2 separate regions of the Homo sapiens genome follow, and region 2 is linked to region 1. The links are chromatin contacts, found by Hi-C in ENCODE. All regions are on one chromosome and are shown on one strand. The core of a region is the stretch at or near the end of the contact, and the rest is flanking DNA. Distances in the headings are between cores, read along the strand shown.

Evidence for each region. Hi-C counts contacts between places; a loop is a spot of excess contacts on that map. Pooled maps may share reads with other maps.
Region 2: a pooled map shows a loop between it and region 1 (4-fold over the local background). The contact joins the enhancer-like site here to the promoter of RAET1L in region 1. A Hi-C loop is called at or near these places in 3 of 168 maps with a recorded cell type or tissue (A673, PC-3 and naive thymus-derived CD4-positive, alpha-beta T cell), 3 of 37 single-sample maps with no recorded cell type and 9 of 50 pooled maps.

Annotation. Positions count from the first base shown.
Region 1 is chr6:150,023,032-150,027,602 of GRCh38, reverse strand. It overlaps RAET1L (retinoic acid early transcript 1L), which reads left to right and starts at 2,071. Exons shown (of 5, transcript NM_130900.3): 1 at 2,071-2,216. The coding sequence starts at 2,132.
Region 2 is chr6:150,811,031-150,815,601 of GRCh38, reverse strand. All of the region lies in intron 11 of PLEKHG1 (pleckstrin homology and RhoGEF domain containing G1), which reads right to left. Among named protein-coding and RNA genes, the nearest start is that of MTHFD1L, 52 kb to the left of the region's middle. RefSeq lists enhancers at 1,753-1,902, 2,143-2,242. Within about 2 kb of position 2,146, at least 11 of the 41 ENCODE cell types and tissues checked have a DNase peak (open chromatin) inside an H3K27ac peak, as active enhancers do; they include A673 and PC-3, where a contact is called at or near this core.

The sequences.
Region 1 (4,571 bases), core at 822-3,321:
CTCCAGACCACCCTCCACATGGCCCCTCCTGGACAGAGGCTCTAGTGCATCAGGCCAGAAACTTCTAGGCTCCTGTGTCCCTGCACAGTCACAGAGGGGCTGCTATCCCATCCCCCTGTGCAGAAGCAGAGACAGTCCCTGGGCTTGGTCTAGGCCTCCTCCCCTTTCCCGCAGCCTCAGGGCTCTGGGGATTGCTGGTCACCAGGTGTGCATCCTCCCCACATGACAACTGTGTGGAGAAGAAGGTCTGTGTCTATTTTACTCATTTAATAGGGAGAAGGCTGAGTGGCTGGGGGCAGTGTGGGACTCAGGGGCTCTGCCCATTCCTTATCCCAACAGCCAGGGATCGCTGGGCCCCCCACCTCCCTCTGCCTTCTGCCCACAGGTCTAGATGCCTTCATGGTGACTAAGACAAGGGGGCACTTGGGGTTGCCCCTTTGATAATGAGTCCAGTGACCATCTAGGGGCTGAGCAGAGGTGTGGGTGCAGCCATGGATTCAGGTGTGGTTGGCCACGGATTGGTGTGCTGGAAAGTGAACCCCACACGTGTGTAGACTCCTCCCTCGGCTCCTGCTCTTCGTGGAAACACAATTGATTACATGATTGAGCAAGTTGTTCACTAGGTCTTTTTAGGAAGGGATGTAGTATATTCTCAAAGACCTCATGCTTCTAGCAGAGAGGCAAAGAAATGTGTGAGCAATTGTCACACAGGGAGATCTGGATGCACCCACTGTGAACCCAGGTCTCAGGGAGCAGGAGGGTGTTCTGTATTGTGGGAACATGCAGGACACACATGGGAGGGGGTATTTGTGCCCGGCTTTGAAGGATGGCTGGCTCTTTGCCCAGGGGGAAGAGGCCAGCAGAATGCGCTGACAGTTGGGAACCACTAGGAACTTTCAGTTGAACCTGCTCTGCTGAGCCCCCTGTGCCATCGGTGGACCTGGGCCAGGGCGGCTGCTGAACTGGGAGCTCAGAGGTAATCTCTCTGAGGAGCTTTCTAAATCAGCAAGCGTGTCACAGGTTGAGATTCTAGGGATGAGGTCCTCAATGCTGTCCTCGATTTTAATGAGCAGCCTTTTGGCCAGTCTGCACTGGGTGAAGCAGAAGCAAGACATAAATTGTTAAGATAATTTTTAAAGCTGCTTAATTTTGGTAAAAACATAGAACATAGAATTTACCATCTTCACCAATTGTTTACTATACAATATGTTGTTTTGAACCTCTGAAACCCTACCTGCTGTTTCTGTAATAAAACCTAGCCCAGGCCGGGCACGCTGACTCATGCCTGTAATCCCAGCACTTTGGGAGGCCGAGGTGGGTGGATCACCTGAGGAAAGGAGTTTGAGACCAGCCTGGCCAACAAGGTGAAACCCCATCTCTACCAAAACTACAAACAATTCGCCGGGCTTGGTGGTGGGCACCCGTAATCCCAGCTACTCCAGAAGCTGAGGCAAGAGAATCGCTTGAACCCAGGAGACAAGGCTGCGGCGAGCCGACATCGGGCCGTTGCACTCCAGCCTGTGCAATAAGAGAGAAACCCCATCTCCAAATACATAAATAGATAAAGAAATAAAAAATAAAACCCAGCCCGGACTGTAACCACGCCCACCGGGGACTGGGGAAGTAGTGGAGGGGACGCGAACAGGCCCATGGCTGTGCCCAGGGCGGGGTGAGCCAGGGACCCCGCGGCGCAAGCGGAAGGAGGGAGAGTGCCGCGGACCCAGGCGGGGACAAGGAGACGCCGAGGCCGCTGAATATTCCTCTGCACGTTTCTTCACCATTAATAAAAAATGCTATAATGATTAAATGAGTCTGTCGTGGAAGGAATCGTGTCCTGGCAGGAGTGGGGCCCGGGCACGAGGCCACCAAGCTGCCGGAGCGGGTGAAGAAGGGAAGGGACACTAGCATGGAAACTGGATTTCGTCCAGACAATGAAACGAAGAGGTGGAACGCGCCCAGTGACTACGCCCAGTAGCATTAAAATCTGGCTTTTCAGAATCGAGGTGACTCATTCCCCGGTACATTCCCCAGTAACTAACAGTATATAAGCCAGCCTTTCAGCACAGAGGTGATTTCATCTTCCAGGATCCACCTTGATTAAATCTCTTGTCCCCAGCCCTCCTGGTCCCCAATGGCAGCAGCCGCCATCCCAGCTTTGCTTCTGTGCCTCCCGCTTCTGTTCCTGCTGTTCGGCTGGTCCCGGGCTAGGCGAGACGGTGAGCTGGTGGATGGAGCCTAAGCGGGGCGGGGGCCAAACCTGAGGGACTGTGGACTGCAGCGGGTTTCAGAGGAGGGAAGGCTTCTGGAAGGACAAGGGAGATCTCCCCGAACTGCGCCCCCAGCTCAGTTCCCCTCCTGGGCTCCTTCCCGCCGGGTCCACTCCCCAAGGCTGTTCTTGCCCCAGTAGGGGCGAAAAAGAGCAGGGTGAAAACGAGGCTGGCAGGAGGGTGGAGGGGCCAGAGGGCTGCGAGGGCTAGGTGGGGCCCGGATTCCTAGTGCAGCCCGGCAGTCCCACCCGCCTTTCGGAAGGAGAAACCAGAGCCCCCCCGGGAACAGAGCTGGGGTCAGGACTGGGTGAAGGGGGGTACCACAGGGATACAATCACAGACGCCCCCACCAGCCACAAGCCTGCTCTGCTCTCACCTGCTCTCTACCACACAAACCCTCCAGCACCCCCAGGACTCCCTGCCTTTGTTTTCCCCGCACTTTTCCTGTAGACACTCACCTGCACCCAGGGGCTCAGCAGATACCCGCCACCCCTCCCCTCACCATCCACTGCCACCACCCAGGTCACATCCTCTTACTGCCCACCTCAGCCCAGCTGGTCACCCCTGAGGTCTCCCCATCCATGAAGGGTACCTCACCACCTCCTACACCACGTCGCACCTTCTGCCTCTTGCCTGAGGACACACCCCAACAAACACACCCCAAGCTCCCCTCAGAACCTGTGCAGGGGGGATGGGAAGCACCATTTCCTCCAGGATGACCCTGGGAACTCTGGTGAGTAGAGGCACCCACTTCTGCCCTTGGGGCCCAGACCGCCTGTTCTTCCTACGGGGGTGTCAGCGTCATAGAGAATAGTCACTGTGTAGACAGGGGTCAGCAAACCCTTTCTAGAAAGGGAGGAAGGATGCCCTGTGATCTTTGCAGGCCATGGGTTCTCCGTCTCTGTGTCCAGTCCTGTCCCTTTGTAGAGCAACAGCAGGCAATGGCAACCTTCAAAGAGGGGGGACCAGATTTGGACCCTGTCCTAGGTTGCTGATCCCAGATCAGGGGATTACAGTGTCCCAGTGCCCCATCCCCTAGGGTGTCATCTCCAAGTGATGTCTCTGATGTCAGTTGGAAAGTAGAAGGTGGCCCTACCTTGCCTGTGGCTTCTGGGTGGTGTGGATGTGATGGGAGTGGGGGTCCCATAGTTGGGGGCTTATTCTCCCCTCCTTTGTGCTGAGTGGCATCCATGGGGACCATCAGGTACCCTCCCTGAAGCCTCAGGTGTGAGCTGAGGGTGAGTGGGTGCAGCCACGTGGTGTCCTGGGGATCAGGTCCAACTGCTTGTGCAACTTCTTGGTTCCCGGTGGCCCTGCTCCTGCCCATCCCAGAAGAACCACCTGCATCTTCTCACTGCTGGGCCTATCTTCCTAATGACCTAGAGGGCGAGGAGCCCACCAGTAATGGGCAGCTCTGAGGCCTTCAGGAATAGGCATCCCTAAGCTTCATTCCATTCTGGTGCCTTGTCATGGGGCCTTCTTTATATGCATGGCAAAAGGCCCCATCTCTGCCAAGGTGCAGTACTCTACAGGAGCCACTGCTTAATGTTGCGATTTCCTTGCTGTGAGTGGCATTGCCTTGTCTCTGAATATTCACATGGAATCTCTGTTGTGATTCTCCAATTAGACATTGTGACCACATGTACCTCTAGGATCTTAGGGGGTCTTGGGTCATTGGGCACTTAAGGTAGGTCCAGCCTCGCTCATCATTCATGGATTGTCTATGGCTGCTTTTGAGCTTCAACAGCAGAGTTGAGTAGTTACAATGGAGAATATATTCCCTGAACACCTTTACATGTTTACAAAATTGCCCTTCACAGCAAACTCTATTGGCCATAAATATCTCTGGAGAAGGCCACAAGGACTCACTGTCCTGGCTGCAGGGTTAAAGGGTCCTTCCTCACTAGAAACTGGTGTCTTCTTATAGTCATGGGTTCAGGGTCTGAGAAGTGGCTTCATTCTGCAAATTAGGCAAAGCAGCCTCGTTCTTGATGGACTGGCTACTTTCAGCCTCCTGATTTGGTTTATCTCTGTTTCTTGTAATTATTTAAATCCAGCAGTATCCGGGGTGGGTTTCCATCTCTTTTGGACTTTGGACCCCTTTGTTCTATGAGCCATGGGCATAACTTTGTATAACTGAGGTCCCCAGCTGGCATTGTGACTTCTCTAATCATTTCCATCATTGCACCCTCCTTGCTCCTGACAGTTGACAGCCTCCACCTGGAATTTGGAATTTCAGAATTGTTCATCCCATTACTCTGGGAGCAGATTTCAGGAACAGCATCTCCTACCCCCAACCCTGGC
Region 2 (4,571 bases), core at 897-3,396, 790 kb before region 1:
GAGTTTGAGATTATGAGTTGAAATTACTTGCAAACACAAATGTTAGCTCAGTCTCTCTCTGGGAAGTGCAATTACAGAAACATACTAATATATAAAATGCAAAATACCTTCACCTTTATTTTCAATTAATTTGGAGAAGAGTTAAATTTATTTACCACATATACTAATGGGCAATATGGCTATTTCCAAGAAGTTCCCTGGTATCTGTAAAGCTGACTTCAAGAATTTTTTTTTGTCTGGACATTTAATTTTTAAAGTACTGTTTCCAGGATTTCCACTAGGTGTCAGCCAAGGACCATCATTGAATTAAAAGAACGGAAGGCAGCTGGGAGGCTGTAACTAATGAGTTTCCCACAGCTGTGTTGACATTATTAGACTGGTGATACATTTCTTGATGTTTAAAATTTCCCACTATGCATTCATTTCACAGAAATAATAGAAATACATTTTGAAAACTTTAGGAAAATAAGAAATAATCTCGAGGAAAGATGTGGAAAGTTCACTTTAATGATAATCCTGCTTAAATAGAAAATTATGATTACATTATAGTGAATAAAGTATATTAGACAAGCGTGTTTGAGGCTGGGTGTGGTGGCTTGTGCCTGTAATCCTAGCACTTTGGGAGAGGCTGAGGCAGGTGGATCACTTGAGGCCGGGAGTTCGAGACCAGCCTGGCCAACATGGTGAAACCTCATCTCTACTAAAAATACAAAAATTAGCCAGGTGTGGTGGTGTGCGCCTGTAGTCCCAGCTACTCGGGTGGCTGAGGCACAAGAATACTTGAACCCAGAAGGTGGAGGTGGCAGTGTGCTTTTTCTTGTATGGAGATTGCACCACTGCACTCCAGCCTGGGTGACAGAGTGAGACGCTGTTTCAAAACAAAACAAAACAAAAAAAGGTGTTTTTATTGCCAGTGGGAATAATGTGGTTAGGATGCTCTTTGGAGCCAGATAGACCAATCCAGGCTTGGTCATGTACTAGTTATATAAACTTGGGCAGTTTATTTAATGTCTCTCAGCCTCTGTTTTTATTTTTTCTAGAATGGGAAGAATAAGAACTACCTCATAACATATTTTGGTGAGGGTGAAATAAGAATATAAAGTACTCAGCACAGTGTGTATGCTCAATAAGTTGTAACTGAAAAGATGTTTTTAGATAGAAAGGATCGACAACTTGGGGAGAAAGTACGATGTTATATTGACTATATTAACCATTTGAATACTTAAAGGGAACTTCCTGAGGCACACACGCCTAGCGTGGGAGAAAGACAGGTATGTAAGGGGGTCTCATTTTGTAACTGCCTTTCAGAATCTTGTTAGCAATTTTGATTTTCCCAGCAGACAGGTAAACAATGGGTGGGGCCCATCAAAGATACTCTGCCATTGCTCAGAAGGGCATTCTAAGGCACCAGGCCAGCAACAAAATGACTAATCATAAAGAAAATGCAGTCCCCTCTCTGCATGAGCTCCCTTTCATCTCATAACACCCTGACGAAATGAAAACTCATGCTTAGGTCCAAGTCCACACCTATGCACATTCATTTCCTGAGGACCAAATCATTGCTGGCAGTCCTGAGAACAAGCTTCAAATGCTTGTCAAAATATACAGAGAACAAAACAGACTGTCCCCTTTCTCAGAAATCTCAGCCCTTATTTTCCACCCAGTTCAATTTTCATGATCATCATCCCATTGTCTGCTCCACCTCACTCCTCCCAGCCCCAACTTGGACTGTTTCACCATCCATGTGAATAATCCACCCACCACCCTAGTTCCTTGACCACTTTCTAATGACCTTTTCCTCCACTCCAGAGCAGCAGCACAGAATCAGAGCCACCTCCAGAACCTGATCACACTCAAAACCGTCCCACCTCTAAGGCAGGACTCCAAAAGTCCCTTCTTCAATTACAGATTAGGGTATTTCCTTCTCTCTCACATTAAGTCCTGCTGAACCGGGCTTTATGACAATACTGCAGTCCCTCACCCCACGCCTCTGTCGCCAGCTGGTTTTCCTCTTCACTCAGCCTAATGTCATGCCCAATTACTGCAACTGCGTGCTCACTGGCACCCTCCCCACCCCCGCCCTGGGAACCTTCCCCTACCAGCTCTGCCGGTTCCCAACCTGGAGGAACCCACACACACCACGGTTTTCACCAGTAGTTTCCAAGCTGCTGAGCAGATTTTGAAATGACGTCATCACACTGATTCATGGGGGCCAGCCTCAGTTGGGTCTTTGATGTCTTTCACAGGCTATTCTAGTCATCTCTAGTGACTGGTCCATTTTGTTTTTTTTTTTTTTTGAGACAGAGTCTCACTCTGTCGCCCAGGCCGTAGTGCAGTGGCGTGATCTCGGCTCAATGCAAGCTCCGCCTCCCGGGTTCACGCCATTCTCCTGCCTCAGCCTCCCGCGTAGCTGGGACTACAGGCACCCGCCACCACGCCTAGCTAATTTTTTGTATTTTTAGTAGAGATGGGGTTTCACCGTGTTAGCCAGGATGGTCTTGATCTCCTGACCTCGTGATCTGCCCGCCTCCGCCTCCCAAAGTGCTGGGATTACAGGTGTGAGCCACCGCGCCCGGCCAGCAAGTGTTCTTCTGATCCTTTCCACTTTCCCTCAGACACCCCTGCTCTCTGCTTCACTCACTCAGCAGATGACTTTATTATCTGCACGAGTGAAATCGAACCCTTTGTCTTCCCCCAAGTCCACCTCAAAGTTCCTCTGTCTTTCATCTTTTTCTCCCTTGGTTCAGAGAGATGCTTCCAGCCCTTTCCAAGATGAGCCCCTATTCCTGTGTGTCCCATCCTCTTCCTTCCCACCTCCCCAGGCCCCGTTCCAACAAGAAGTGAGCCACTGTCTCCTCTCCCACCTTCCTCCTCCTTCCCTGCCATCTGCTCATGGACTCGGCATTCGAGCCAGACGAGAAGTCTTGCTTTGCTCTTGCCTTTCTCTCCAAACTATCATTTTTTCTTCCTTTTGTGAACTTTACATATAAAAAAGTCTATACCCATTCCGTTCCTTCTTAATCCCCCTTTTTCTGCAACCCACTGTGATCTCTCCCTTTTCTCTTAGTTGCCAAATATAAAATCTGCTTTTCTGTTTAAATCTCCTTGACCTCGGCAGCCTTTGAGACTGTGTCTCCCCCATCTCTGAGATGTGCTTTTTCCTTGTTAGCGCAGTGCCTTCTCCTCAGACATCCTCCCTGCCTCCTCTGCTACTCTTTCAATCTTTCTTTGGCTGTTCTCCAAATCCCCCCACCCGCTTGCTGATCACTTAGATGTTGGGATTCCCAAGGGTTCATCTTTCCTTTGCACATTTTTGTGGGCCATCTTATTAAACCTTAGGGCTTCAATTACTGCCTCTAGCAAGAGTCTCCTGATCCTTAGCTTCCAAGACCTGAATTTCCACCTGTGGCTGACCCTGCCCAGCAGCACGGGTGCCAGTGAGAGCAGAGGGCTCCTCTCTCTCACTCCCATCTCACAGGTTCCTCTCCCTGCCTGTCTCAGAACTCACAGTACCATGCTCTCCTTCAACCCCTGACTCAGCCTTGACTTTTAGTGGGCAAAATCCTGCCTCCTGCCTCAGTGGCACTTTCTGCATTTGTTCCCTCTGTCGCTGTGGCTCCACGGCAGCACTGCTCAGCTCCTTTCTAGGCCATGGTGGTGGGTTACTATCTTCTCCAGCCTCCAACCTCACTCCTGCCACTTATTTGTCACCTTGTCCCCAAAGTTACACTCTCAGAACACAGGACTGACTGCGCCATCTCCCCTTCCTCCAAAGCCTGCAGTAATTTCCCAGTGTGAACGCGTCCAGATTCCTCAGAGCACATGCTCACAGCCCTCCAGGGGCTCCTGCCCTTCCCGTCCCTGCCCCAGCCCCTGCCTCAGTCCCTGAGAACTCAGCCCTCCCATCCTGGCACCGTCTGTGCGCCCTGAACACAGCGCATACATTCTCTCTTTTTTTTTTTTTTTAATGCAGGTCTCTAGGTCTGGTTTCCTTAATTCCTTTTTTCCCACTTAATAAAAATATTCCTAAGACTGGGCACAGTGGCTCATGCCTGTCATCCCAACACTTTGGAAAGGCTGAGGCAGGCAGATCACTTGAACCCAGGAGTTTGAAACCAGCCTGGGCAAGATGATGAGACTACACCTTTACCAAAAATACAAAAATTAGCTTGGTGTGGTGGCACAAGCCTGTGGTCCCAGCTATTCTGGGAGGCTGAGGTGGTGGGATGTCTTGAGCCCAGGAGGTCAAGGCTGCAGTGAGCCATGTTTGCACCACTGTGCTCCAGCCTGGGCGACAGAGTAAGATCCTGTCTTTAAAAAAAAAAAAACATTCCCTATCCTTTAAGACTGAGGTAAAAGATGTTTTCCTTCCTCTCTCCACTCAACGCAATTGAACACTTTATTCTTCCACAACACCTGGGTTATACTCTGTTATGTCTTCATGGTTGGCAAACGGTTCATGGCTTGGCAGCTGGCTCCCCATCTACAGATTCCTTCTTGGCCGAATCTGTATCTTGTCTCCCGAGCACCCTCATGGGACCCAGCACAGCTTTACACCCATAGGTGCTTCA